Linked DNA regions of Homo sapiens: region 1 is linked to region 2. Evidence: chromatin loops called from intact Hi-C (ENCODE). Cell type or tissue: uterus. All regions are shown on one strand. Each heading gives the region's core, and the rest is flanking DNA. Links, peaks and the distances in the headings are about the cores only. Region 1 has its middle 22 kb from the start of KIF5B. Region 2 has its middle 67 kb from the start of KIF5B.

Region 1 (15,413 bases), core at 5,838-9,837, 46 kb before region 2:
ATAGACATCTTATAGACAAAATTAAAGTAGCCACTTTAAATCAAGATGGTGATGTTTCTCTTATCCTAATCGTGTTCATGTTGTAACATGTCTATTGCAGTTAAGCCTTTTGCAGGAATGTACTACCTTAATCAGGACAACTGCAGCCTCACCCCTGGGTTTCAGCTGCACAAATACTCAAAGTAATCATTAAGTTATTTAATAAACAAAATGTATAAACACAATTTTTACAAGGGCTCTGTTCATTTTCAAGATCCTGGAACTTTAAATACATCATTTACGGGTGGTAATGGAATAGTACCAGCAGTAAAATAGTGTTATAATAGCTTGCTTGCTAGATGAACCGATTAGGTTCATCAAATCTTTCATTCGCAGCATTAAAATGGGTGTGATTGTTGGACATTTCTGAAAGTGATTTGTACTCAGCACATTTGCAGTTAGTAGTTCTAATGCTCCTGAGATAAAGGAGCTGAGTTTACTATTGATGAATGGGGAAACCATGAAAAGGAAAATGTGTTTCATTCAGATCAATAAAAAAACAAAGATTTTAGGTGGGACGAATCTTTTTGTTTGTTTGTTTTTTGTTTTTTTTTAGGACGGTTCATTCTGAAGAATCTTTGTTATTAAGTAGTTCTTTTATGGGTCACACTTCATCTTCTTTGAGGCACTCTAAAGAATATTAGGATTTGTGTCTTAAAATAAAGAGAACAGTTATTATGCTGCATATATGGCTTATCTAAGCAAAGACAACATGCACTCCTGTTTGTGGAAAGCATGCATTTTTGTATTAGTTGTCTATGTAATACGCAGTCTCTATAATACACAGTGATACAGAGAATATTTGTGAAGTATCCACTTTACTTTCTCTTATACTGGAGGAAAACTAAAGATCTGTACAACACTTTTATTCAGCTTATTCTTTTGACTTTTAGGATTACGTAGACTTAAAAAATGTTCGACTAACCCAGGAGGCTCAGCCTGGCCCACCAAGGAAGATCAGTGCATAGCAACTGCCTCCCTTCACATGGCTCCACCTGGTAACCCCAAGGTCTGGGCTGTTCTAGGTATTGCTCCATGTGCCCCAACAAGCCCTTATCAAGAGGGCCTGTTTCCCTTAAGAAGCAATCCCAGGAAGTGGCCTTGATCCCTCCGCCTCCCTGAGAGTGGACCCTCATCTCTCCTCGACCTCCATTTCATTTCTGGGAATTAGGGCTTAGTTTTGAAACCTTGCAAGGCTGTTTGTACTAATGCCCAAGCCCCCTTACCCCTCTCCCTGCGGGTTACACAGGGGAGACCTGAGCCTCGGCAGAAGACTCTGCTGCGAAACTTCCGAATCATTCTGCTTGCCAGAATCTTGCCAGTCACCTTCACCAGCTGACTGACCCAAGTTTAGGACTATTGCTATTGTTTGTTTAAAAACCACATATACAAAACTCTTGTGAATATTATTTTTATGCTGGAGAGGAAGGCACATCTCCCTCTATGGCTCTGCGCTGGGGCCTACAGTAGTAAAGTTTACTGTCCTTTTTTGCCTCCCCTGGAAATGACAGGCATTACTCTTCTATTGGTTTCCCTTCTCTTTATGGAAAGACCAAGCAGGCTCCACTGGCCAACAGGTACGGTATTTGGTCGTCTGAGTTCTCAGTAATTTGGAAAGTTAAGGGGTTGGTTCCTGTGTCACCTTTCAGTTAGTGTGGGAAAGGAAGACTCCTGTTTTCTGAGATCAGTGCAGTCTCAGGCCTTTGGCAGGGCTCACGGATCAGAGCTGAGACTGGAGGGAGAGGCATTTGGGGTGGCCTGGGAGGGTGACTGGGGGCAGCAGAACCAAAGAAGGCAAGGTGTTTCCCCTAAGCTGGGTCGTGTGTTCAGGTGTGACGTACAGGATCACCTATGCACTGCCCTTGATGATCAAGGTTGGGGCTTAAGTGGATTAGGGAGGCAGGTTCTGGATTCCTTGCCTTTTCAGAGCATGAGGTCAGCTCTGTATGCCTCCTTTTCCTAGCTGGTATTCTAACTAGAAGCATTTGTCAATTCCTTTGTCTCCCAAATGACAACACACATTCATTTTCCAACCTTCCTAACATCTTAAATCTTTCTTCCGGGAGAACTAGAAGATAGAATTTGCTTTGATTCTCTCAGGCACTGTGCACAAGCCAGGTCTTCTGTTTTCTGTTACTGTACCCACATTCTTGCCTTCTCTATCCAACTGTGAAAGGTGAGGGGAGGCCCCTGTCCCCCTCTCTTAAGGTCCCCAAACCTGGGAGCGCATAGGTACTAAATCAAGCAGTGCAATTTGTAATTAACCAGCTGCAGTGTTTACATGTTTCTTAATGTGTCATCTTTTCAATGGCTGTATGTTAAAAGAAGAACATTTGTTTTAATAGTCTCTCGATTAAAGGAAGCCCCTGTGGCTTTGGAGGCATTGTGCCCATGATCCACCAAAAAAAAAATGTTCAACTATACTAAAATGTATATACCAATGTTTATCATACAATGGAACAAAACACACTTTAGCAGTCAAAATGGAAACTCTAAGTGCAGTATCTATAATTTAAATGCAGCCTTTTCATTTTATGAGTGGTGTGCTGAGAATAAGCACATGACTTACCAGAATCAAAGTACAATGTGTGTCCTGACAACAAAATCATCAAATCAATATGTGAAAGTAGTTCAAAGTATCGGTTGCCGAATTTGATTCCCTGTGAAATAACTTGCTCTCCTTTTTCAGGGCTATAAGGAAAATGTACGTGAGATCTGGCTAAACTCATGGAAGAAATTTTTGCTATCTCTTTATGCACACACGCTCTTTCACGCAAACATATATATAATATATGTAACATTTATACATACATCTATAATGCATATATATGTGATGTATATTATATGTATATACAATGAACTTGGATCAATCATTTATTTCTACATCATTATTTCTCCCCCACCCCAAATCCTGCTCACCCATCCCATTTGTTACAGATTTAGAAAGCGCAAACAGCTACAGACTTTGTTCCTGCAAGTCCAAAGTTATAAGCAAGTCTTCAAGGGAGCTCTGTCAGCCCTGAATGAAGTCTAGGACAACCTCATAGCACTTATCATTAAGTTTGCTTATTTGCAACCAGCAGTCAGTGTGACAGTTGCTTTAGCTCAGCTAAGGAGGAACAGGGAAGTGGACAGATTCCAGACTCAGCTGCTTGGCTCTTTCCTACAATGCCTGGCAACAGCACAGATCACAGGAATCCTACAACCCACAGCATATCTTCCAGGACTAAGGTCTTCATTAATATATTCTTCATTTGACCATTTGACAAGTATTTATTGACCACCTACTAAACACCATGCCCTGGGATTATAATAGGAGGAAAAATAGATCTAGACTCTGCTGTCATGGAACTTAGAGTTCAATGGAAAACACTAGACTGTAAGGCTAATTGGGATAGAAATCTAATTTTTTTTAAATGAACAGACTTCAGCACCATTTATTAAATCATTCATTATTTCTCCCATCCAAGTACTATTTCTCAAAACTTTATGATTCTACTGTCATACAACAAGATTCCATATATTCATGGGTGTGTTTCTGGACTTCTGAGATGAAAGCTTCGAAGATTCTATTAATCTATTTATATATGCCTTCACCATATAAATTTAAAAATTTACAGCAAAGTTGAATTTTATAGTGATCACCTGTATACCTGCTGCCTAGATTCTACAATTAACACTTCACTATCCTTTCTTTATCATGTATTCACCCAGCTATTTATTGCTCTTTACATCCATTGATTCACCTTTTTATGGTGCCTTTCCAATTAAATTGCAGACATCAATACACTTTTCCCTAAATATAACACTATACTTTAAAAATTATAATTTCACAGTAAGTTTATAGTGTTACTGTTATCCCAAATGAATTTTTCAATTATATAGCTCAGAAAATTTGATACTTAATTTCCTATTAAGATGTTGAAAAGTGAAAAAAAAACACAAAACTGGGACCTCAAAGGCTTGCTTGTATGGTGAGGGGAAAATGCAGCAGAGACTCCTCTCAAGCCTGGGGGTCTCCATTCTAGGCCAAAGGGAAAGAAAGGAGCTCAGATAACTCTACCCTGATTATCTGGATCCTGGGATCCTTACAATTGTGAGAAACTGAACAATTTCAAACACTCCACTTCATGTTACCAGAAAGGGAGACTTAGATTTTTCTGTGAGAGCAGGCTGTTCCTTTCTTTCTTGGTTTTTGGAAAAACAGGATGGTAGATTTTTTGGTAAGAAAGATTCTATTTTGTAATAAAAAGATCCAACAAAATGAGGGGTTATGCTGTTCTGCATAGTATTTCAAACATTTGTCTTCATTGCAGGAGCTATATTCCTGTAAATTGATTTCTTTAGGATAATATTTCTTTCTTAAATATGGCTTTGCTCTTTGCTGTCTTTGAAAATTATTGATTATTCTTATAGATGTATATGTGTATTGTGTGTTTTCTTGTTTAAAGATCAAAGGAGCCAGGAGCGGTGGCTCACGCCTGTAATCTCAGCACTTTGGGAGGCTGAGGCGGGTGGATCACGAGATCAGGAGTTAGAGACCAGCCTGGCCAACATGGTGAAACCCCATCTCTACTAAAAATACATAAATTAGCCCGGCAGGCATGGTGGTGGGTGGCTGTAATCCCAGCTACTTGGGAGGCTGAGGCGGGAGAATCGCTTGAACCCGGGAGGCAGAGGTTGCAGTGAGCCGAGATCGTGCCGTAGCACCCCAGCCTAGGTGACAAAAGCAAGACTCCATCTCAAAAAAAAAAAAAATCAAAGGACCTGGCACATAATAAGTACTCAATAAAAGTTAATCATTATTAATAATAAAAATATTAGACTTCTATCAGTCATATAGGATGAAGGTTCAGATGATTTATACTTCAGCATAAAGGGAAATGAAATCTCACACGGTAAGGACATCAGGTAGGCTGGGCAAGGTGGCTCATGCCTGTAATCCCAGCACTTTGGGAAGTCTAAGCAGGAAGATTCCTTGATCCCAGGAGTTTAAAATCGACCTGGGCAGCATAGAGAGGCCTGTATCAAAAATGAACAAAAACCAAACCAAACAAAAAGATATCAGGTATATCTGAGATACATATCATTACAAAATATTATTATTGTGCCTTCTTATTATTGTGATTATTTAATTTTCCAGAGAAATAAATGCAAACTAGTGGGAAATTATCTTCCCTTTATCATGTATCCTGACAGCTATCACTCATTCTATCCATACATTGATCCACCTTCTTTTTGGTGCATTTCTAATTAAATTACAGACATCAGTACACTTTTCCCTAATAACATTATACTTTTAAAATTATTGTAATGTCATGGTAAGTTTTTTTGTTTTGTTTTGTTTTGTTTTTTTGAGATGGAGTCTGACTCTGTTGCCCAGGCTGGAGGGCAGTGGCGGCTCACTGCAACCTCCACCTCCTGGGTTCAAGTGATTCTCCTGCCTCAGCCTCCCCAGTAGCTGGGATTACAGGCATGTGCACCACCACATCCAGGTCATTTTATATATATATATATTTTGTTGTTGTTGTTGTTTTTTGAGACGGGGGTCTTGCTATGTTGTGCAGTCTGGTCTGGAACTCCTGGCCTCAAGCGATCCTCCTGCCTCAGCCTCCCAAAGTGCTGAGATTACAGGCGTGAGCCACTGCCCCTGGCCTTTAAGTGTCTTTCATATTTGGATAAAATGACTGGTGGCTAGAGGACCCTAAAAAGACAAAACTAGGGGGTTGGAACTTGCAGCCTCATTCCTCAACTTCCAAGGAGGGGAGAAAGGCTGAAGGTCAAGTTGATCACCAATGGCAAGTAATTTAATTAATCATGCGTCCGTAATGAAGGTTCCCTAAAAGCCCAAAAGGACAGGGTTGGGGAACTTCCAGAGTGGTGAACACATGCAGGCTCCTGGAGGAAACTCCCAGACTCTTCTCATGTGCCTTACCCTCGGCATCTCTCCCTGGGCTCTTCACCTGCATCCTTTGTAATATCTTTTATAATAACTGGATGAATGTAGGTAAAGTGTTCCCTTGAGTTCTGTGAGGCATCCTAGCAAATTAATGGAACCTAAGGAGAGAGTTGTGTGGAAATTCCGATTTTTTAGCAGGTCGATCAGAAGTATAGGTGCCAAACTAGTCCTTAAGATTGGCAACTGAGGTGGGCGCGGTGGCTCATGCCTGTAATCCCCACACTTTGGGAGGCCGAGGCAGGCAGATCTCCTGAGGTCAGAAGTTCAAGACTAGCCTGGCTAACATAGTGAAACCCCGTCTCTACTAAAAATATAAAAATGAGCCAGGCCTGGTGGCGGGTGCCTGTAATCCCAGCTACTCAGGAGGCTGAAGCTAGAGAATTGCTTGAACCCCCATTGCACTTCAGCCTGGGAGACAAGAGCGAAACTCTGTCTCAAAAAAAAAAAAAAAAAAGATTGGCAACTGAAGTCGCGCAGGCTTAAGGGATCTGATGCTGTTTCCAGGTAGTGTCAAAAGTGAAGTGAATTGGCCATCAAGGTAGCGCATGCCTGTAATCCCCGTACTTTGGGAGGCCGAGGCAGGCGGATCACCTGAGGTCAGGAGTTCAAGGCCAGCCTGGCCAACATGGCGAAACCCTGTCTGTACTGAAAATACAAAAATTAGCTGGGCATGGTGGTGCACACCTGTAATTCCAGCTACTCAGGACGCTGAGGCAGAAGAATTGCTTGAATCCAGGAGGCAGAGGTTGCAGTGAACCGAGATCACATCACTGCACTCCAGCCTAGGTGACAGAGCAAGACTCTGCCTCAAAAAAATAAAAAAGAAAGTAGGAAAAAGCATTTTGTTTCTTCATTATTATTATTATTTTTTTTTAGAGACAGGATCTCGCTCTGTCACCCAGGCTGGAGTGCAGTGTTGTGATCTCGGCTCACGCCTGTAATCCCAGCACTTTGGGAAGCCAAGACAGGAGGATTGCTTGAGGCCAAGAGTTCATGACCAGCCTGGGCAACAAAGTGAGACCCTTGTTTCTACAAAAAATATAAATAAAAAATAAAAAGAGGAACTTCTGTCTATGGAATTGCCATTCTCCTTGTCTGCCAAGCTGTGATCATCTAACCACTTATTTCCGTGAAAACCTAATTCCAATATTGCCCACAGAACAAAAAGACTGATGTAGTATGAAAAGTGGGAAGAGGGGATGGTCTAGGACATCTCCTGGGAGTGGATGACGCTGGCATTGAGAGACCAGAGCAGGGATGTAGTCATGGTTACACATTTTCATGGCCACATGTACCCTGGCGACTTGAGGGTCCACATGCCCTTGTGAAATGCCTCAAAGTTTCATTCTTTTAGTGGAGGCTGGGAGAAGCAGATCCCAGTCCACCCTCTGACTCATCCCTTGGCGTTCCTGCCTGATTTAGTGTCAGGGCAAGCCTCAAGGGAATTCTGTCTCTGCCACGCCACTGGCTGCTTTGACAGCATAAAGGTCATGGTGGATAGAAAGCTTTTCTCTTTCATTCACCTTTCCTTCAAACCATGAGCACAATTCCAGTTCCCCTTCTCATATATTCATTTACATAAGTAAGCATATATGTATATACATGTGGAATATTCATACCTCTAAACTGTTCTGATTCAAGCAGCAGAGACAAAAAGAAAAAAATTTAAGAAAAGAAAAGAGGGCTGGGCACATTGGCTCATGCTTGTAATCCCAGCATTTTGGGAGGCCGAGGTGGGGGGATCACAGGGTCAAGAGATCGGACCATCTTGGTCAACATGGTGAAACTCTGTCTCTACTAAAAATACAAAAATTAGCTGGGCGTGGTGGCGCACGCCTGTAGCCCCAGCTACTCAGAAGGCTGAGACAGGAGAATCATTTGAACCCGGGAAGCAGAGGTTGCAGTGAGCCGAGATTACGCCGCTGCACTCCAGCCTGGTGACAGAGTAAGACTCCATCTCAAAAAAAAGAAAAAAAAAAAAGAGAGAAGAAAAAAGAAAACAATATTTTTTTAAAACCCTTAGTGCAGTGGTATCCACAAATAAGTGTACAGTTTAATTAGTTTAAATTAATCTACCAATGAACAGATATCTTAAAGGTACATTATGTAAAAGGAAGAATGAGGAGTTTTTAACTCCAAATTTTGAAATTCAAATAGCCAAAATAAAAAGCAATAATCAATCAAAATAAATATGTGGCCAGGCACAGTGGCTCATGCCTGTAATCCCCACACTTTCGGAGGCTAAGGCAGGAGGATCACTTGAGCCCAGGAGTTTGAGACCAGCCTGGGTAACAAAGCAAGATGTTGTCTCTACAGAAAAATGACAAAAACTGGCCAGGCATGGTGGCGTATGCCTGTAGTCCCAGCTACTCAGGAGGCTGAGGTGGGAGGATCGCTTTAGCCTCAAAGGTCGGGGCCACAGTGAACTATATTTGTACCACTGCACTCCAGCCTGGGCAAGAGAATGAGACTCTGTCTCAAGAAAACAAAAATAAAAATAAAAATAACAAAATCAGTAAGTCAGGAGGGAGGATTTTAAGAATAAAGACATGGATTTTAGACATGTTGTGAATGAGATGTCATGGGCTCATCCCTGCTTGTTCAGTAATGTTGTCTTAGTGAGCACCCAGGGCTATAGATAGGATTTGGGGAGTTCACTTCCACAGGAGGCACAGTAGAGGACAAAGAATACATGAGGAGAAGACCAGAAAGTTGAAGGTTGCAACTTCCAAACACAAGAAATTACCTTCCCAATTGCACTGTATCTGTGGTCAAACATGTGAAACATGTATGCTTTGTAATGGCTTCTGCTCTGAAAAACATTTAAAAACAGTTGCTTCCTTGCATAGAAAAGTTTAGAAATGACTATCTGTAACAGTAGAATAAAGGAGTAGTTTTTGTAAAAGAAGAGACAATCGGCGGAATATGGATTTATATGGCTTTGTTACCAGACATTCTGAACCCTTTAAATTTGTACAGGCAGTCCTCACCTTGCACAGTCATGTAGCACCATAAGAATGACTGTACAGGCCAGGTGCGGTGTCTCACACCTGTAATCCCAGCATTATGGGAGGCCGAGGCGGGCAGATCACATGAGGTCAGGGGTTTGAGACTAGCCTGGCCAACATGGTGAAACCCTGTCTCTACTAAACATAAAAATTAGCCAGGCATGGTGGCATGCGCCTATAATCCCAGCTACTGGGAAGGCTGAGGCAGGAAAGTCGCTTGAACCCGGGAGGTGGAGGTTGCCGTGAGCCAAGATCATGCCACCGGACTCCAGCCTAGGTGACAGTCAGACACCATCTCAAAAAAACAAAACAAAACAAAACAAAGAATGACTGTATAAAGCCATGCAAAGCAATGTTAGCTATGAATGGGAAAAATTACAATTGTTCCATAACCTTTAAAAAAGTTTGTCAAAACAGTAAAAACTCTCTGTCAGCTATAAAGGTATAGGAAAATGAAAAAAATAGTAAAATGAATAATATAAGTTAAAACATTAGAAACATTACACATTAAAGTGTCTTATTTCTTTGTAAAAAACTTATGAAGCATAGTTTGTACAGTGCTTGTCTCTTTCTCTCCATGTAACTTACAATATGAAGTGAGAATGTTTTCTGTTGTCATGTGCCTTTCTTTTTTTATTTTGAGACGGAGTCTCATTCTGTAGTCCAGGCTGGAGTGCAGTGGCGTGATCTTGGCTTAATGCAACCTCCACCTCCCAGGTTCAAGTGATTCTCATGCCTCAGCCTCCCAAATTACAGGTGTGTGCCACCACACCCAGCTAATTTTTGTATTTTTAATAGAGGCGGGGTTTCACCATGTTGGCCAGGCTGGTCTTGAACTCCTGACCTTAAGTGATCCACCCACCTTGGCCTCCCAAAGTGCTGGGATTATAGGTGTGAGCCACCGTGCCCGGTCTTGTCATGTACCTTTCTAAGTCTGGGTCAGGTTCTGACATTTTATCCTTTGTGCTTTTATATCATGCAGTGTCTTCATGAGTTCCTTTAGTGTAAAGTTTTTTTGCCTCTGTGACGTCTTCATTCTTTCTGTTATATTGCTTTTCTCATTTAAATTAAGTCACCTTAACTAAGTTCCTCTGGCTGCATGTTGAAGGCTCTAATGGTAGCAGGGTCAGCATTCCCATGGACAGCTATTTCTTCTTCTTTTTTTGAGACAGACTCTCACTCTGTCACTCAGGCTGGAGTGCAGTGGCGTGATCGCAGCTCATTGCAACCTCCACCTCCCCAGTTCAAGTGATTCTCATGCCTCAGCCTCTGGAATAGCTAGGATTACAGGCGTGTGCCGCCACACCTGGCTAATTTTTTGTATTTTTAGTAGAGACAGGTTTTCACCATTTTGGCCGGACTGGTCTTCAACTCCTGACCTCAAGTGATCCACCCAGCTCGGCCTCCTAAAGTGCTGGAATTACAGGTATAAGCCACCATGCCCAGCAACAGGTTATTTCTTCTATAGCTGAAGTGTTCACTATTCTAATTTAACGTCCAGAATTATCACTTCTTATTTCTTTGCTCTATTTTCATCTTTGTTAGCCAGTTCCTTCTTTCTATTACCCATTTGTGTAAAATGTCATGTGAATTTATCCCTGGGAGGCAACACACCTCCCCATTTTGCCATCTGTAGATGAACCGAATAACAGATGTGCAGTGACCAAAAATGCACAGACATGAAAATAAGTGATGTGATTGGCCACTGATCACAGTGCACATCAGTTACTTATGTAGTGATGTGTGGACTGAAGACCTAGTGGCAAAGTCTGTACTTTATGCAATTGCAAAAATAAGGAGTGCCATATTGTAAGGCATGGAATTGAAATTCGAACCAGGTTGTTGGGGGACTGTTGTTATTTAACTAAACTGCAGTAACTGAAATTCGGGCCTGTGGGAACTGTGCAAAATGAGAACTATCTGCAACCCTTCTCTTGAAAAGACTTCTTGGGATACAAGTTATATTTAGTCACTTTGTAAAGTGCTTTGGAAACTTCAGATTGAAATGGTAAGCACGGTGTCATTGGAGGGTAAATAGATACCATGTGGAAAGGAATCTCTAAAATGGCAGGGATTAGACATCCTAATAAGTTGCTGGGTGCTCAGGAAACAACAATAAACATCTATCCTATGGAAATGTTATCAGTAATTACAGTCATCGACAGTCTGTCATCCCAGGATCTGTCTGAGAGTCCATGACTGTATGTAACATATACAGGAATATCCAAGGTATTAACAATGGCCAGGAGTGTGCAAAATGCCATATTTAAGCAACCTTTTCTAGAATCTTCTTTGCTTTGTTAATTTAATGAATGAGTAATATAACATGTCCACTGGAATGATGTGAATTCTCTCTTCTCCAGGTGGGAAGCTTACATTATTAATTATAGAAAAAAAATTCCAAGATTTCACTGATAAGCAAGAGAATCTCCAGAAGATACAATTAACTTCAAAGTCACTTTTTTCTCAAGGTCATTGTCTATAGAATTCTGATTATCACACAGGTAGAAAGAATCTAAATCTTTAAAAATAAGATATATTAGGTTATAGATGCTACAAAATAGGTTAATGATTAATCTACAGATAAGTGGACTGGGCACAGTGGCTCATGCCTATAACCCCAGCACTTTGGGAGGCCGAGCAGGGTGGATCACCTGAGGTCAGGAGTTCAAGACCAGTCTGACTTACATGGTGAAACCCTGTCTCTACTAAAATACAAAAAATTAGCCGGGCGTGGTGGCAGGTGCCTGTAATCCCAGCTACACGGGAGGCTGAGGCAGGAGAATGATGTGAACCCGGGATGTGGAGGTTGCAGTGAGCCGAGATTGCAAAATTGCACTCCAGCCTGGGCGACAAGAGCAAAACTCCATCACAAAAAAAAAAAAAAAAAAAGCTATAGATAAGTGAAGAAGCCCTTGTCTTATAGGCAATTTAAATTTGCAAAGATGTTTACATCAATCCACTTGAGATCTTTCCAAAGTAACCAATAACATCATCTGTATTAGAATCAACATATTGATTGGTGGATTGACTGCCCCTTTGGAACAGGGCTACCCCATAGGCAGTGCACCAAGAGTCATCTACTTTCACTTTATTATGTAGTTTTGCACTTGTGAATGTTCACGAAATGATATCTCACAGATAATGAGTGACCACAAGTTTTCTATGCATGCTAGTTAGAAGTTATCACCTCCACTCTCTGCACAAATTTTAATTTTTTCCACTTTCTTCTGGACGTTGAAGCTTTCGCTGAAAACTCTAGAAATTTGACTGTTTGAGTCTCATGCATAGAATTTTGTGGCCGTCTTTGCAGAGGAATTTCTGTGTGCTTTGTCTACCTACCATATGCTCAGTTTGAACCAGATGCTGAGAGGAATACAAAATCAATGGGAAAGCCACAGGCCTTGGGGAAGGAAGGGGGGTAGAAATGACTGGTAGGTGGTGGTCTTCAGCTTTCCACACTCCAGACCACCCTACCTCTCCTGACGCAAGCTCTTTGTCCAGCCAGTATAGATGTGTTGTCTTGACAGAGGGTCATTCCAGATTGGCAGGGCAGCATAAACCCAGATGGAGAAAGTGGTATATGTGTGGTGTGCTCAGTGGGCTGAGAGACCGACTGATGATGGAGAATATCAGAGAATTAAAAGCTGACAGGTAATGTGGGGTTAAACCGAATAAATAAATAAATGTAAATTAGGAACTTCTCCACATCCTAATATGGGGACTGAAGGGTGGGGAGAAAGGAAAAGGGAAGGAGAGGAGAAAGATTAATGGACCACTAGAGTAATGTTCTTTAATTAAAAAAAATTTCAAGCCAGGTGCAGTGGCTCACACCTGTAATCCCAGCACTTTGGGAGGCCAAAGCAGGAGGATCACTTGAGGCCAGGAGTCCAAGGCCAGGCTGGGCAACATGCTGAGACTCCAACTCTACAAAAAATTTAAAAAATTAGCCGGGAGTGGTGACATGCACCTATAGTCCCAGCTACTCATGAGGCTGAGGTGGAAGGATTGCTTGAGTCTGGGGAGGTTGAAGCTGCAATGAGTTTTTGTTGTTTTTGTTGTTGTTGTTTTAGATGGAGTCTCACTCTGTCACCCAGGCTGGAGTGCAGTGGTATGATCTTGGCTCACTGCAAGCCCTACCTCCTGGGTTCAAGCGATTCTCCTGCCTCAGCCTCCCAATAGCTGGGACTACAGGCACACACCACCATGCCTGGCTAATTTCTTTGTATTTTTGTAGAGATGGGGTTTTGCCATGTTGGCCAGGCTGGTCTCAAACTCCTGACCTCAAGTGATCCACCCGCCTCGACCTCCCAAAGTTCTGGGATTACAGGACTGAGCCACCACACCAGGCCTGCAATGAGTTATGATCACGCCAATGTACTACAGCCTGGGCGACAGAGCAAGACCCTGTCTTGAATAAATAAATAAATAATAAAAATGTTCAAAAGCAAACATGGTGGGGTGTGTCTTATTGCTGATCAGAGCAACCAACATATAACACTTTGTCACATAGTCCTCATTTCTCTTTTCTCAGTTTGTCAACCAAAACTGAGCTCTTCTGTGGCAGCCATGAGAATGTCTCAGTTCAGCTGCAAGGATTGCGACTGAATAAGGGCCCAGCTGCTGGATCTGAAATCCATGGCTCCAGGGGCGCCATTCCCTTAGGCTGCTCCCAGCCAATGACAGTGCAGCAGGGATTCTGGGGACACCTGTTCCTAGAAGACAGGAGGCTCCTCTGATGACCAGTTTTGGCCTGGGGACTCCTTGACAACTTAGCTGAATGGACTACATGGTGGTCTGGGACACCTCTACCAAAGATTCTCTCTCTCTGTTCCTCTTTCAGAGTCAAATTTGCCTGTGGCTTGAGCGTTTCCCCAGATTTCTCCAGCTGCTCTCCACTTTCCTTCACTAGTCATTTTCCTTAGTAAGACCCTTGCACATTTTATCCCATCTTGGCAGCCACGTCTCCGTGCATCTGGACTAACACATCTTCCAAAGGCACATTTGTTTCTATTCTTAGTTTTCCATGTCACCTCATTGGAAGAGACGGGAAGAATGTGAAAATAATGGGATTGCAGACATCTGGAAGAATTTTACTCTAACCATGAAGGATTCAAAGCAAGTGTTTCCATTAGAAAACACTACATGAACACCAACACAAAAAGATGACAGTTGGGCCAGGCACAGTGGCTCACACCTGTAATCCCAGCACTTTGGGAGGCCAAGGTGGGTGGATCACCTGAGGTCAGGAGTTTGAGATCAGCCTGGCCAACATGGTGAAATCCCATCTCTATTAAAAATACAAAAATTAGCCAGGCGTGGTGGTGGGCACCTGTAGTCTCAGCTACTGGGGAGGCTGAGGCAGGAGAATTGCTTGAACCTGGGAGGTAAAGGTTGCAGTGAGCCAAGATCATGCCATTGTGCTCCAGCCTGGGCAACAAGAGTGAAACTCCATCTCAAAAAAAAAAAAAAAAAAAAGACGACAGTTGCAGTTGGGTGCTTGGGAATTTGGGAGATACAGAGTTCGGTAATCCTTTTTTTAGTGATTCCCAGATTTTGTTGGTATCAACATTACTTGTCTGTCTGTGCGTGTGTGCGTATGTGTATTTTGAGACAGGGTCTTGCTCTGTTGCACAGGCTGGAATATGGTGTTATGATCACAGTTCACTGAAGCCTCAACCTCCTGGGCTCAATTGATCTTCCCACCTCAGCCTCCCAAGTAGCTGGGACTACAGGCTCATGCCACCATGCTAGGCTATTTTTTCTATTTTTTGTGGAGACAGGAGTCTCACTATATTGCCAGCTGGTCTCAAACTACTGGCTCAAGCAATCCTCCTACCTCAGCTTCCCAAAGTGCTGGGATTACAGGTGTGAACCATGGCACCCCACAAATGCATGTACATGTTTTAAATGCAGATACCTGATTCCTTTCCACATCCACACCCCTACTCCAAGACCTACAGGAATAATCTCCAGAGATGGAACCCAGGCATATGTACTTTTAACAAAATTGCTTTGTGATTCCAATTTATACCAAAGTTTAAGAATCAGTGGACACCACTGCCCTGTTGCTCCAGAAATTGTTTTCTTAGGAGTGATAATGATTCAAAAGCTTCTGACTAGTTTTCTCTCTTTCCCTCCCAAATCATGCCTGACACTTGTGCCACCTGATTCTTTGTGACGGGAGATTTTTTAAGATAGATGTGGTATGGAAAACTTGGCTTTTTATCACTTATTTGTTCCCCCAAAGTTATGCATACACCTAATTATCTTAAACGAGGTTGAAGAATCTCATCCTGGCCGGGCGCAGTGGCTCATGCCTGTAATCCCAGCACTTTGGGAGGCCAAGGTGGGTGGATCACTTGAGGTCAGGAGTTCGAGACCAGTGTAGCCAACATGGAGAAACT
Region 2 (15,413 bases), core at 7,540-11,539:
TCTCCTTCTTCTTCTTCTTCTTCTTCTTTCGGTCTAGATTTCTCCCAGAGTCTCAGATGCAACCCACATTGGATACTTTCTTCTTCTTCTTCTTCTTCTTCTTCTTCTTCTTCTTCTTCTTCTTCTTCTTCTTCTTCTTCTTCTTCTTCCTTCTTCTTCTTCTTCTTCTTCTTCTTCTTCTTCTTCTTCTTCTTCTTCTTCTTCTTCTTCTTCTCCTCCTTCTCCTTCTCCTTCTTCTCCTTCTCCTTCTTCTCCTTCTTCTCCTCCTCCTCCTCCTTCTTCTTCCTCCTCTTCTTCCTCCTCTTCCTCTTCTTCCTCTTCCTCTTTTGCTTCTTCTGCTGCTTCTTCCTTCTCCTTTTTTTTTGAAGACAGTGTTTCACTCTGTCACCCAGGCTGAAGGGTAGTGGCGCCATCATAGCTCACTGCATCCTCCGCTGTTCTCAAGTGGTCCTCCTGCCTCAGCCTCCCAAAATGCCAGGATAATAGGCATAAGCCACTGCACTGGCCCTCACAACTCTTCTTAATGAGCACTCTTCTACCTAGCCATTGCTCCCCAAAGCAACTCACTGTGCCGAGGTGAGCAGGTCTGCAGTTGCTTCAAATAGCAACCACATGCTGGGTCACATATGGTTTTCCCACAATCCCCTCATGCTCAGCTTCCCCCAAATTCTGCTTACTACTGTCAATGGGAAGGAGTTTAGGAGGGAGGGTCAGCTTTGTAAAACCAAAGAGAAATCCACTTCAACTCTAATCAGGACGTGTTTCTACCAAAGCGTGTTAGTGCAAAACTAAGAGGATGGATGAAGCGACAGTCACAGGACAAAGAAGATCCCTGCCAGGGGAATTTTTGTCTCTCCTTGTTCAGAGGTTATTTGATACCCTCATTCTAGAAAACAAGCCAACAAAACTCACTCTGTTTATAGACAGGAATGTTATGCCACATGATCCCACCTGAGGAGTAGGTTCACAGGTGGTTTTTATCTTGCTTATCTGTATTGCTAAATTTTTCTTAAATGAACATATCATTAAAAAGTCAATATAGGCCAGGCATGGTGGCTCATGCCTGTAATCCCAGCACTCTGGGAGGCCGAGGCTGGCAGATCGCTTGAGCTCAGGAGTTCGAGACCATTCTGGGCAACATGAAGAAATCCCATCTCTACAAAAATTAGCTGGGTGTAGTGGTGTGTGACTGTAGTCCCAACTACTCAGAAGGCTGAGATGGGAGGATCACTTGAACCTGGAAGACAGAGGTTGCAGTGAGCTGAGATCGTGCCACTGCACTCCAGCCTGGGCAACAGAGCAAGACCCTGTCTCAAAAAAAAAAAAAAAAAAAGTCAATATAAAAGACATTTGAAACAAATAAATAAATACAAAAGTCACAGGAACTGATGGCACTGAGCAGGCCCTTATGAGATGCCAAGGTGGGGGTTCCATGGCAGAATTGGGCACCTGGGGAAAATGTTTATTAAAAATAGCAGGAAGACAACAAAGGCAAATGTCATGTGTGTTACTGTGTCCCTCCTAAACTTCTCTCCTTTTTGCAATAACTCTAGAGTGACAGTCACAGTACACTGTCACTATAGAGGGAAAATAGCAACTTCTAAAGAGTGCTATGAGGATAATGGGATTCTGTGGAGACATTGAAATAAGTTAAATCCAGCAGGTATTTAATTTCTTTTCGGATGTACCAGCCACAGTCATAGGTTCAGTGGAAGATGCAAAATAGAAGAGTATGACATTTGGCCAGGCATGGTGACTCATGCCTGTAATTCCAGCAGTTTAGAAGCCCGAGGTGGGTCGATCTCCTGAGGTCAGGAGTTCGAGACCAGCCTGACCAACATGGCGAAACCCCATCTCTACTAAAAATACAAAAATTAGCCAGGCATGGTGGCATATGCCTGTAATCCCAGCTACTTGGGAGGCTGAGGCAGAAGAATTGCTTGAACCGGGAGGCGGAGGTTGCAGTGAGCCGAGATTGCATCATTGCACTCCAGCCTGGGCGGGCTACAAAAGAGAAATTCTATCTCAAAAAAATAAAAAAATAAAATAAAGAAGAATACAACATAGTCCCTGCACTCAAAGAACACATCGTCTACTAGGTGACTTGGGACTGTACACAAAGGATTATGATAGATTGGAATAGATTGGGGGCACATGCTGTTGTGCTGGGGGATGTCACAATTTAATATCTGTGTGTGGCAGAGGGTGAAGGGGGTTCAGGAGGGAATAAGGGGCATTTTAATTGGATCTTCATGAATTTTAAGATGGATATTGTTGAATCAGGTACAGACAAATAACTCCACTGCCCTTTAGAAACCAAGTCAGTAAGCGTTCACAAAGAAAATTCCATGTTCATGTGATTTTGTTGTTGTTGTTTTGTTGTAGTTTGTTCTATATTTCAGAGATGGGTTTCTCTGTTGTCTACGCTGGACTGCAGTGGCACAATCATAGTTCACTGCAGTCCCAAAATCCTGGGCTCAAGTGGTCCTCCTGCCTCAGCTACCCGACTAGCTGGGATTACAGGTGTGCACCACCCATGCCCAGCTAATTTTTTGTAGAGACAGGTCTTGCTATGTTGCCCAGGCTGGTTTCAAACTCCTGGCCTCAAGTAATCCTCTGACCTTGGCCTCCCAAAGTGCTGGGATTACAGACATGAGCCACTGTGCCCAGCCTTGTGAGGTTTACCTGTAATTCCCTTTAAAATAAAATAATTTTGATATAAAACTGTGAAATGACCACTCCAATAGAAAGCCTTTTTCTTGCTTTAACTAAGTCTATAGTAACCTTTTCTTCTCATGAAAGTAATGAGCCATATTAAGAAACTTGAAGTCTTTCACACATCCATCAGTGTAGACTTCTTAGGTAGGTCTTCAAAGGAAGACGAGAGAATTCCAGAAATACAGTGTACTCTTGAGCTATGCTTGGTAAACAAAGGTCTCCATAAAACACCTTCTGTTTGTAAATAAATTATAACTATATAGAAAACAAAATTGCTTGCTGATGGTGAAAGAGAATATGAAGTCCAACTAATAATGGTATCAAAAATCATATTCTGGCTGGGCACAATAGCTCACGCCTGTAACCCCAGCACTTTGAGAGGCTGAGGCAGGTGGATCACTTGAGGTCAGGAGTTTGAGACCAGCTTGGCCAACATGGTGGAACCCTGTCTCTGCTAAAAATACAAAATTAGCCGGGCATGGTGGTAGGCGCCCGTAATCCCAGCTACTCAGGAGGCTGAGCCAGGAGAATTGCTTGAACCCGAGAGGCAGAGATTACAGTGAACCGAGATCATGCTACTGCACTCCAGCCTGAGCTACAGAGGGAGACTCCGTCAAAAAAAAAATCATATTCTGAAGAGAAACCTGGATTGCTCTTACCCAAGACAAAAATGAAACAAAGAATCAAAGAATAATCATTTAATAAACTCCCTTAGGCGGCTTTAGTCATGGAATCTCTTTCAAGGTACGTTTTCAGGTTTCATTTAAAAAAACAGTCTCACTTTGCCTTTTTTCAAAATATCCTTTTCTATTTAAACTTAGTCTTCTGGCTCTTTAAATTAAATCCTGTGGACTCCAAGGGAGAGTGCAGGCCCAGAATTTGTCAGGTGGATCAGAAAACTGCTCCCTTTCTGTTCTTTCCTAAAATAGCCAAAGATGGTGATTCAACCAAATGACAAAGAAACAATAATACTCCACCAAATTAAAACATAAACGTGAACTGTCCTTCTCAGCAATACTGTTTATGTTGTGCTTACTTGAGTACCACATAAGCACCATCATATTGAAAGTGCTATCTCGGGACAAAAAGCCATCTCCCTTGAGTTGTTACACACAAAGACAAACCAGAATGCTCTGGGCAAAGGTTGCCAGGAGCAAAAAGGTGATTTTTTGCCCATCAATGATAGACTGGATAAAGAAAATGTGGCACATATATGCCATGGAATACTATGCAGCCCTAAAAATGGGTGCGTTCATGCCCTTTGCAGGGACATGGATGAAGCTGGAAGCCATCATTCTCAGCAAACTAACACAGGAACAGAAAACCAAACGCCACGTGTTCTCACTTATAAGTGGGAGTTGAACAATGAGAACGCATGGACACAGGGAGGGGAACATCACACACTGGGGCCTGTCAAGGGTTGTGGGGCAAGGGGAGAGAGAACATTAGGACAAATACTTAATGTATGTGTGGCTTAAAACCTAGATGATGGGTTGATGGGTGCAGCAAACCACCATGGCACATGTATACCTATGTAACAAACCTGCATGTTTTGCACATGTATCCCAGAGCTTAAAGTAAAATAAAAATAAATTTAAAAAAAAAAGAGGTGACTTTTGCTCCCACCACAGGGTACTATCTCCCTGGGTAAGACATTCGATGCCAGGGGTCCCTGTGAGCCAGCAGACATAGGCCACTGGCTTGCAGCGTTAAGGGAGACAGGGTCCTTGCAGCACAGTGACTTTGTGTGGGGGGAACTACCGTTTTGTTGTTGGGAATGATGGTGATTATGGCTCAAAGTGGAAGGTAACATACTTGAGAGTCTCTGCCAGGGAAAAATGCCCCCACCCCATTTCCTCACAATAGAAGAGAGCATCTGGCTATCTTTGTTCATCAGTTTTTAAGGCCTACAGGGGCAATGTCTGACTCTGTTTGCAGCTGGTGCCAGGGTAGGAATGCAGAGAAAGAAAAGGTCAGAACACAGCACTAGCTGTTTGGGGGTGATGCAGAAACACAGGTGATGAAGTGGGGGTTTGAAGGCAAAGGCTGGAGTGAGATTGTCTTATTTTACTTTATCGTTTCTCACTAGAAATTCCCAGACATCACAGAAAAACAAATTTCAAAGAAAGAATTTTGGCAAAAAAAAAAAAAAAAAAAATGTTTGCTTTTTCCTACATCCTACTCTTTGAAGTTTGACAAAGAGGGAGGTGGCCCCTGTTAAAGTTGGGATCAAACGGTACCTTGAAGTTGCCAAGCTGGGAACCAGTGGAGGACTTGGAAGAGCAGAAGTGGTACTTAAATGCTTTTTAAAATTTATTTTTAATTTTTGAATTTTTTGTAGAGATCGGGGTCTCACTATGTTCCCCAGGCTGGTGTCTAACTCCTGGCCACAAGCAAACCTCCTGCTTTGGTCTCCCAAAATGCTGGGATTACAGGCATGAGCCGTCACACAAGGCCAATGCTTAGATATTTAACTTGAATGAAAACACTTAAAAGGAGGAAAAACATGACTGTGTCTTTTCAATGTTATCTTTGAAACCATTCCTACAGGGTTGAGAAGGACTGCAAGGATTTTGTCCATAGTTCTGGACAAAAATATAGTTACAATTAAGCGTTCATCAGGCTACACTCTAACCTACTTCCTTGTTATTAAAAGTCAGGTGCACTAGGTGCTGACGTCTGCATCCCATTGCTCCTACAGACGGGATCTTTGACATTAGACTCATAAGGCTTTTGTTTAAGGATTGCTTAAGATGTTTCTCAGACCCTAAATTCCAGCAACCAGTTTGACTACCCCTTAAAAACCCTAACTTCAAATTCCTTGGGGAGATGGATTTGAGGTTCCCTCCCATCTCCTGGTTTGGTGACCCTAGGATTACATTTTTCTCTGCTGCAACCCAACCTCTCAGCATATTGACTTGTGGTATGTGTCAGGCAACGAATCTACTATGATTACACTTTGGATCATTATTTTACCTCCTTTTCTATCTAAAAGGGTGGATTTACATGTTGTAATAGCTGCCTCTTTGTTTGATTTAAAATAATGGTGTGGGCACAAGCTCCTTGTGGCAATCCCTAGAGCTGTCAATGTTGCCATAGTTTGTGTGAGAGGTCCTGGGGTTGAGGGGGGTCTGTTAGCCCATTAGTTTGCTTCCATTTGGCACATACTTAATAAGTGTCTACTAGGAGCTAAGGCCGACTCTTCCCAGCACTGTGGAGAGGAATTTGGAAGATTAATAACGTACTTAGCAGTGTAGGCAAAGGACCGGGGTGGAAGAATTTCATAGATTGGAGCTGGACCCTGCAGGGTGAATAGGATTTCAGCAGGCCAAGGAAACAAAAGCACAGGTCCCTTCAGGATATGGTCAGAAATCTTGGTTTCCAGGGATTCCAGAGGGAGAGGAAAGGGTACCCATGCAGAAGCAGCAGGGATTTTAGAGCCACTACTTACTGCCCTTCCTGACATGTCAAGGCTTTGGGGGAAAACAAAGAGTAGTTTTGTTACAGGATTGTTGGGTGTTGCTTTTCTGGCTGGAAACCTCTGTGGCTGTGGGGCCATTGCCCGATATTTGCTTGGGCCCACCGGGCTCATTCTGCCCACTTGGCCTGGCAGGTTGCACTCTGCTCATGCTGCCGGCCTGGATCCCATGCCTGCCAAGGGTGAGCCAGGTGCGGAACAGCAAGGAGTGTATGAGCAAGTGTGAGGTCTGACCTCTGTGCACAGTCAGGTATGCCAGCCAGGGGGCAAGCAGCTCCAGGTGCTGGCATGAGCACCAGCTCTCCATGAGGCTGCAGCAAGACCAGGTGCACCACAAGCAGCTTCCTCAGCTGGCACTGGGGATTGCAGTGGTGCCCAGAAGCTTGGAGACACCAGGAACCTCAGGGCCCCAAAGAGAAAGTCACATCCCTGGCTCAGGGAGCTCCCAGGTCTGGGCTCCCCAAAAGGCCACAGCTCTTGTCTCATTCTGTTCACCCACAACATGATGAGCAGGGGGCAGGTTTCTGCCCTGTTTATGTTACAACTCTTTTAGTCTTGCCATTTGATGGGCCCTGAGTTCTCATCCTGGGACCAAGAAGAATGAGGTACACAGACAAGTGGAGGGTGAGCAAGATGAAGAGGAGCCTTACTGAACAACAGAACAGCTCAGAGGAGACCCGCAGGGGGCAGCTCCTTTCCGCAGCCAGGGTGTCCTAATGAGTGTTCACCTCCTAGCAGAGAGGAGACTCTGGAGTGGGAAGTTCTTCTCTGCAGGCAGGTTGTCCTGTTGTCTCTGCAGCTCTCAGCAGAGAGGAGGCCCTGGAGTGGGTTGCTCCTCTCCGCAGCTGGCTGTCCCAATGTCTCTGCAAGTCTCTGAAGCTCTCAGCATAGAGGAGGCCTTAGAGTGGATAGCTTCTCTCTGCTGCTGGTTGTCCTAACATCTGCTCAGTTCTGGCTGAGCTTGGGGCTTTTATGGGCCTCCGAGAGGAGGAAGTGTGCAACAATTGGTCCGTGAGCAGCCATGGATGGGCCCAGAAAAGCCACCACAAGCTCCCACTCTGGTCTGCAGGACTGGGAGCCCAGCTTCCAGCTTTCAGGCCCTCCCTGGCCTGAAGGTGGGACCTCACCAGGGACCCACCCCCTTCTGCCCAGGAATCTGTCTGCCTCCTGCTGCCATTCATAGTGCGCAGGCTCCCCCCAGCTTTGCTCCAAGATCGGACCAGGCACTGACAACAGGGAGAAGCCAGGCAGTGGAGCAGGCACTTCCAAGCCTATAAGGGTGGCGGTGGGGGTGACTTCCTGGGCCTCCAAGAGTGCAGGGTTGCCTAGGTCTGCAGCTGCAGTTTGGGCAGCTGCAGCTGTGCCTGGGAGCGTGGGGATCTTGCCTACTCTGTGGAGTGGGAGGCCCAGGTCTGCAGCTGAGGTTTGGGTGGCTGCAGCAGCACCCAGGAAGCTCTCACCCCAACTTAGAAGGGATGAGGCTCCCACTTGTTCCCAGCTCCCACGGGCTCCACAGAGCAAGGAGCGCTGGCCACTCCTCCCTGCTGCAGCTGGTGTGATGGCAGCGGTGGCTCCAGATGGCCTGCCCCTCCCATCAGTTTCACCTCTCTTGGGGATCTCTGTGCTTGGAGCAGTAACATGGTATGATTAAGGTAGGATTTCAGGGCCTGGTGGGCTGAGGCAGGGAAGGAAGGAAGCAGATGTTCAGCTAGCAGAGCAGCAGAAAGATTTAAGATCCTGGTTCTGTTCCTCCCTAAGGCCCGATCTCATTTCTCTTCTTGGACTCCATGAGACACACAGGTGTCCTTGACTAATTTCCACTTTTTGCTTTAGCTAGTTTGAATTTATGCTCTATCATTTGTTAAACTAAGTTTAGCTTAAAGCTGCCTCCTTACGTTATTTTAAGTTCAGCCTAAAGATATCTCTGTACATAATGAACTGTAAACTAACTGGATGTATGAACAGACTGCAAGCTATGCTTGTGCCAATCATCAAGTTTTGGCCAATCAAAGGTGACCAACTGTTCAAAACATGTTCAAATAAGGCAAACGCCCAGCTGTAACCGATCTAGCTGTTTCTGCACCTCACTTCCATTTTCTGTACATCACTTTCCTTTTGCTGTTCATAAATCTTCTCGGACCACCAGGCCATACTGGAACCTCTCTCTACCTCCCTCTGGTTCAGGGGCTGCCCTAGTTCTTTGCTCAATTAAACTCTGCTAAATTTAATTTGTCTAAGATTTTTCTTTCATTTACTTTTTATTTTTTGAGAAAGGATCTTGCTCTGTTGCCCAGTCTGGATTGCAGTGGTGCCATCTGGGCTCACTGCAGCCTCTGCCTCCCGGGTTCAAGCAATTCTCATGCCTCAGCCTCTCGAGTAGCTGGGATAACAGGCATGTATCACCACACCTGGCTAATTTTTGTATTTTTCATTGAGATGGGGTTTTGCCATGTTGGCCAGGCTGGTCTCAATCTCCTGGCCTCGAGTGATCAACCCACCTCAGCCTCCCAAAGTGTTGGGATTACAGGCATGAGCCACCATGCCTGGCCTGTTTAAGATTTTTCTTTTAACACACTCCAGCCAAAATAATCCTGGCTAATCCGGCTGGGCGCGGTGGCTCAAGCCTGTAATCCCAGCACTTTGGGAGGCCAAGACGGCGGGGGATCACTTGAGGTTGGGAGTTCAAGACCAGCCTAGCCAACATGGAGAAACCCCGTCTCTACTAAAAATACAAAATTAGCCGGGTATGGTAGCAGGCTCCTGTAATCCAAGCTACTCAGGAGGCTGAGGCAGGAGAACTGCTTGAACCTGGGAGGCGGAAGCTGCAGTGATCCAAGATTGCACCATTTCTCTCCAGCCTGGGCAACAAGAGTGAAACTTCATCTCAAAAAAAAAAAAAAAAAAAAAAAAAGAATCCTGGCTAATCCAGTATCATTGTTTTTTCTCACTAGCCAAAGATTACATCTAAATTGTGCCTTTTTATTGCTTTTCTTTTCCTCTTTGATCATATTTAAAATATATGAAGCTGGCTAGAGAATTACAATGATCACTCAATGCCTTGAGCAATGGGCACTGCTACTTGAAGTGACAAATAGCCCCAATATGGGAAGGGTGGGCACGGGAGAGCTCTTAGCTTTGGGCTTCACACAGAAGCAGGAGGGCTTTCTGAAAAATGTACTTGGGTGAGACTCCATCATTTGGGACTTGTCCTGGGATTCTTTTTTTCTTTCCCCCAAGACGGAGTCTTGCTCTGTCACCAAGGCTCGAGTGCTGTGGCGTGATCTCAGCTCACTGCAACCTCCACCTCCTGGGTTCAAGCGATTCTCCTGCCTTAGCCTCCCAGGTAGCTGGGATTACAGGCACATGCCACCACAGCCAGCTAATTTTTGTATTTTTTAGTAGAGACAGGGTTTCACCATGGTGGCCAAGCTAGAGGCTGGTGTCGAACTCCTGACCTCGTGATCCGCTTGCTTCAGCCTCTCAAAGTGTTGGGATTACAGGTGTGAGCCACCGCGCCCAGCTTGTCCTGGGATTCTAACAAAAGACATTGAGTTGAGAAAGATTCTGTCCTCTAAACTTCTCTACATTACGCCGCCCTTCCCCCTTCCTCACAACCCCTCAGGGATCTCAACAAAGGCTGTGTGTCAAGGACATTGGGACAAAGGTCTATTCACCAGTGTAGTGGAACAGACAGCAATCTAGACATTTCCATGAGTAAAGGAAATAATTGTTTGTGTGAATTTTTAACATTTCAAGTCTGTGTTGCCACACAATCTCACTGGCATCCCTTAGTTCTCAAACTCGAAGGATTTAAGAGCCAACATGCTTTTATATTTTCATCTCTCTGTTACTGTACATTTCAACATCTGTCATTTTAATTTGATCCCACTAATTCATAGCAGTGAATTTTTAAAAATGCCTAAATGATCATCATTTTTTTATTCTCTAAGATTTCATTTTTCATCAAGATCACACTCTCGTTTTTTATTCCTTAGTTCTTGTATTTCCCAAAACTTTGGCTGTTTATCTGCTTTTATTTTCTTCCTTCTTTTCTTACCTCAATAATATGCTTTTGTGAACATGCTCTATTAAAAAATGCAACACATACAACCAGACATGGTGACCCATGCCTGTAATCCCAGCAATTTGGGAGGCTGAGGCAGAAGAATCGCTTGAGGCCAGGAGTATGAGTCTAGCCTGGGCAACATAATGAGACCCCATCTGGGGTTGTGTTGCGTGCCTGCAGTCCTAGCTACTCAGGAGGCCTGAGGCAGGAGGATCGCTTGAGCCCAGGAGTTCAAGGCTGCAATAAGCTCTGATTGTACCACTACCCTCCAGCCTGGGTGACAGAGCAAGATCCTGTCTCTAAAAATAAAATAAAATAAATAATAATAAAAAAACAAAATTTAAAAATAATGCCACTCACAGATGATGAATATGCTAATTACTCTGATCTGATCACCATATGTTGTATGTATAGAAATATCACTCTGTCACCCATGAATATGTACAATTACTGTTTGTCAATTAAAAAATAAAATTAAAGAAGGAAATTGTTGATATGCTCAAAGGAAAAAAAATGCAATTCACAATGCAAAGATATAACTCCAAGAGGTGCTATAGAAAACCACCATAAAGCTGGGTGTGGTGGCTCACACCTGTAATCCCAGCACTTTGGGAGGCCAAGGCAGGTGGATCACGAGGTCAGGAGCTCGAAACCAGCCTGGCCAAGATGGTGAAACCTCATCTCTACTAAAAATACAAAAATTAGCCGGGCGCGGTGGCAGGCACCTGTAATCCCAGGTACTTGGGAGGCTGAGTTAGGAGAATCACTTAAAACCAGGAGGCAGAGGTTGCAGTGAGCTGAGATCGCGCCACTGCACTCTAGCCTGGGTGACAGAGCAAGACTCCGTCTCAAAAAAAAAAGGAAAGAAAAGAAAACCACCATAAGAGGAGCCCATCATTTTTCCCTAGGCTTAGACATGACCAAACATGGCCCAGCACAAAAAAGGCAGTTAATAAAATGAAAATATTTGCAGTTTCACAGGACCCAGAAGTGTTTGGTTGAGATCCTCATGGGCCCGTTTGCCTGATTCAGGTCCAATCACAGATCCCTGCATTACTCTTGGGTTTGTGACCCATATATGTAGTTGTTTCTTCTTAGCAGAAGATATCCAACTCAGGGTGTTGTCCCAAAGACCACCAGGATGGCTCAGTAGTAGAAAGGAGAGCTTTATCATCAATACCAGTTTGCGAAACGGGAAGAGACAGTCTCTGATGTGTGACAAAGGTATTCTCTTTTTCAAGAGGGAAGAGCAGTTGGGGTTTTTTTTCCTCACAGGACATACATATTCAGCAGTTTTGGGGGAAAAACTATACATATTTATGAGGGGAGCTGAATGCATGTGCAATGGGCAAACATGTCTGTAACATACATCTCGTGTTCACTTTGGGGCAGGGCTTTAGCATTAAAATGAGGTGGAATTGGCTGGGCGTGGTGGCTTATGTCCATAATCCCAGCACTTTGGGAGGCCAAGGCGGGCAGATCATGAGGTCAGGAGTTTGAGACCAGCCTGGCCAACATGGTGAAACCCCGTCTCTACTAAAAAATACAAAAATTAGCCAGACATGATGGCGGATGCCTGAAATCCCAGCTACTGGGGAGGCTGAAGCAGGAGAGTCACTTGAACCCAGGAGGTGGAGGTTATAGTGAGCTGAGATCACGCCACTGAACTCCACCCTGGGTGACAGAGCAAGACTTCATCTCAAAATAAATAAATAAATAGATAAATAAATATAAAAAAATAAAATGAGGAGGAACTTGGCTCTTTTATGTCAAAAGGTGAACTGTAGGACACAAAGACAGTTTGTATGCAGTCTCTATAAGTTGCTAAAACTGGCTTACGGTCTGTAATTGCTTATCAGAAAAGAATGTTATTAAGGCTGGTCCTCTGTCCAACAGAGTTATACTGGTCTGGGTTGTAAATCAGTTAGGAGGGGTCCGAGCTCCCATTGCTAGGAAGCTTAAAGCTGTAGGAATTTAGAAATTTGCCATGTCAGTAAGCCCAAACCCTTGACTTACAGGGAACTTTGTTTCCTTAACCTTAGAATCCATCTTAGTGATGAAGAGGTGTCTGTTTTGGTCTCTCAGATCGCAATGGGCCCAAGTATGGCTGAAGAGCTGGAGCTAGCCTGTCCATCCCTAGCAGGTTTCAATCCAGGCTTCCTTAAGGATAATTTTTCAGGGCCGGGAGCAGTGGCTCATACCTGTAATCCCAGCACTTTGGGAGGCCGAGGTGGGCGGATCATGAGGTCAGCAGTTTGAGACCAGCCTGGCCAACATGGTGAAACCTCATCTCTACTAAAAATACAAAATTAGCTGGATGTGGTGGCACGCACCTGTAATCCCAGCTACTCGGGAGGCTGAGGTGGAAGAATCGCTTGAACCCAGGAGGCGGAGGTTGCAGTGAGCCAAGATCACGCCACTGCACTCCAGCCTGGGTGACAGAGTGAGACTCTGTCTCAAAAAAAACAAAACAAAACAAAGCAAAAAAAAGAATAATTTTTCAGAATACGTCACCTGTGCAGCCTTGTCTGCCCAGACTGCTTTGTCTAAATGAGCTATCATTGCAAGATACTCTTAGCCTTAGAGGGGAGTTTAGCCTCTCCCAGACACTCACTGAATCAGCCTGGTTTTCTCTAGTTGCTTCCCAGCCATCAGACTTACATCATGAATCCTCAAGGAATTTTTTTTCCACCTTCTCCTCCTTGTAGTCAACCACTCTAGCTTTTCTGTGTGATTGGTGGGTAGTTTTCAATCACTTATGGCCCTTATAAACACACCCCTTCATATTAGTAGGGTTTTCTCCCCAGATACATTCTAAATTGCTTATGGGAAGGAACCTCATAAGCTTACGGGAAGGAACATGTTCTTTATACCTTTCTATTGCATCTTGCACAGTGCTGCGTACATTTGATGCCCAGTGAAGGGGCATGTCTTTCCAGTGGAAGAAGATATGGGATAAAGTACCAAATAAAAGTTTTCTAATAGTTAAAAAGCAGAGAGAACTAGAAAGTGAAATTAGGGAAGGGGAGGGAACAATAATAAAAAGAAAAGAGAAGAATACTCCTTTGTTCCTTGGGCTGCTAGCATTTTCTCATCTGAGAGTTAATGTTGAATCTGTTAAGTGCTGTGTCATAATAAAATGTCCAAAGTGTGTATATTTTATAGTCCATCATCAAAGGCATTTAATGTTACACTCTACTTTGATTTCTATGTGAATGTTGACTCAAGGGTCCCCCTTTTCACTATGGCAGGAAACTCAATGTTGTCCTTGAATAAGAATTGAATCATTCTTATTCAACACATATTATTTTCAACACAGTATAGCATGGGGGCATTTATTGGATAGTTTCTCAGTATATCTCATTTCCATAAACTTCTTTTTTCTTTCTTTCTTTCTTTTTTTTTTTTTTTTTTTTTTGACAGGATCACTCTTTGTCACCCAGGCTGGAGTGCAGTGGCATGATCTCGACTCACTGCAGCCGCAACCTCCTGGGCTCAAGTAATCCTCCCACCTCAGCCTACTGAGTAACTGGGACTACAGGTGTGTGCCACCATGCCAGGCTAATTTTTTAATTTTTTGTACAGACAGGGTCTTGCTGTGTTGCCCAGGCTGGTCTTGAACTCTTGGGCTCAAGCAATCCACCTGCCTTGGCCTCCCAAAGTGTTGGGACTACAGGCATGACCACTACACCCAGACCCTATAAAAGCAATAAGGATATAGAAAAAACTTTCCACTATCATGAAATAAAGGGTAGCTACTCATTGCTATTATTTCATGATTGCTGTCAACTCCTTGCTATTAAATTCAATTTGACAGTCTATGTTGCAGTAGAGAGCTCTCATAACCAATATAACAGCTCTTCACTTTGTCCCTACTATAAAGTGTTGTCTATTAAGGTTTCAGCCATTCACATGCTAAAATGTGAAGTGTCCTCTTAAATGCAGAGTCATTTATAAAATCAGTACAGTAACTTGGAGACAATTGAAATTGATCTCTTCCATGTAACACCAGGAGCATGTAAAAGCATGGATACATTTCTCAGCAAGAGGTAGTGAAAAACAGGGCTGGTTTCCTCTTCCTATCAATTCTGAGGCATCAGGCCCCGGCATCTGCTCAGAACCTGGCTGCATGCTTTGGATCAGAGTCAGTTATTTGTCACTGATATGGGTGTAAGTCTTCTCACCATTTATCCAGGATGTTTGACACATCCAGCTCACCCAAGAATGCACTGGCAGAAATCAAAGATTATTTGGGCTGGGCACAGTGGCTCACACCTGTAATCTCAGCACTTTGAGAGGCCGAGGCGGACAGATCACCTGAGATGGGAAGTTCGAGACCAGCCTGGCCAACATGGCGAAACCCTGCCTCTACTAAAAATACAAAAGGGGAGCTGAGGCAGGAGAATCACTTGAACCCAGGAGGCAGAGGTTGCAGTGAGCCAAGATCGTGCCACTGCACTCCAGCCTGGGCGACAGAGCAAGACCCCATCTCAAAAACAAAAAGAAACCACAAAGATTATTTGGAACAACCCAGAAGAAAGCTAAACACTTGGAAATAATTTTCAACCTGAGAAAAATTCCTGAATATCAAACATTCCTAGTTATTTTATTATTATTTCACAATGTAGTCAGATAAAGTTTTTTTTTTTTTTTTTTGAGACAGAGTCTCACTCTGTCACCCAGGCTGGAGTGCAGTGGCGCCATCTCGGCTCACTGCAAGCTCCGCCTCCCGGGTTCACGCCATTCTCCTGCCTCAGCCTCTCAAGTAGCTGGGACTACAAGCGCCCACCACCACGCCCAGCTAATGTTTTGTATTTTTAGTAGAGATGGGGTTTCACTGTGTTAGCCAGGATGGTCTCGATCTCCTGACCTCGTGATCCACCCACCTTGGCCTCCCAAAGTGCTGGGATTACAGGCGTGAGCCACCACAGCTGGTCAGATAAAGATCTTTTTTTAACTCTTCTCAATTTTACAAACTTTCCATTTTTTTACGTGCAGAGAATGCCTGTTTTTATGTTGTTTGTGGATATCAAGGGCATGCCCTAAAGGCATGCAAAGAAAACAATTGAGAAGTAAAAATTATGGAACTGAGGAGATCACAGAAATAATGTTAATTAAATACCTCATTTTTATTTTTTCTTTACGAACGCA

The links. A loop is a pair of places that touch in the nucleus more often than their neighbours do. Peaks named below come from ENCODE experiments on the same cell type or tissue, not always from the same donor. Only the 100,000 strongest peaks of a DNase experiment are listed, where the experiment ranks them.
Region 1: a loop joins it to region 2, with 2.6 times the contacts of the local background. A loop is called at or near these places in 1 of 110 quality-filtered maps.

The regions. Positions count from the first base shown.
Region 1 is chr10:32,070,703-32,086,115 of GRCh38, forward strand. No RefSeq gene overlaps it. Among named protein-coding and RNA genes, the nearest start is that of KIF5B, 22 kb to the left of the region's middle. In uterus, for the core only: no CTCF peak of the experiment used is centred there; a DNase peak (open chromatin) is centred at 7,399.
Region 2 is chr10:32,115,427-32,130,839 of GRCh38, forward strand. No RefSeq gene overlaps it. Among named protein-coding and RNA genes, the nearest start is that of KIF5B, 67 kb to the left of the region's middle. RefSeq lists an enhancer at 7,535-8,034. In uterus, for the core only: no CTCF peak of the experiment used is centred there; no DNase peak of the experiment used is centred there.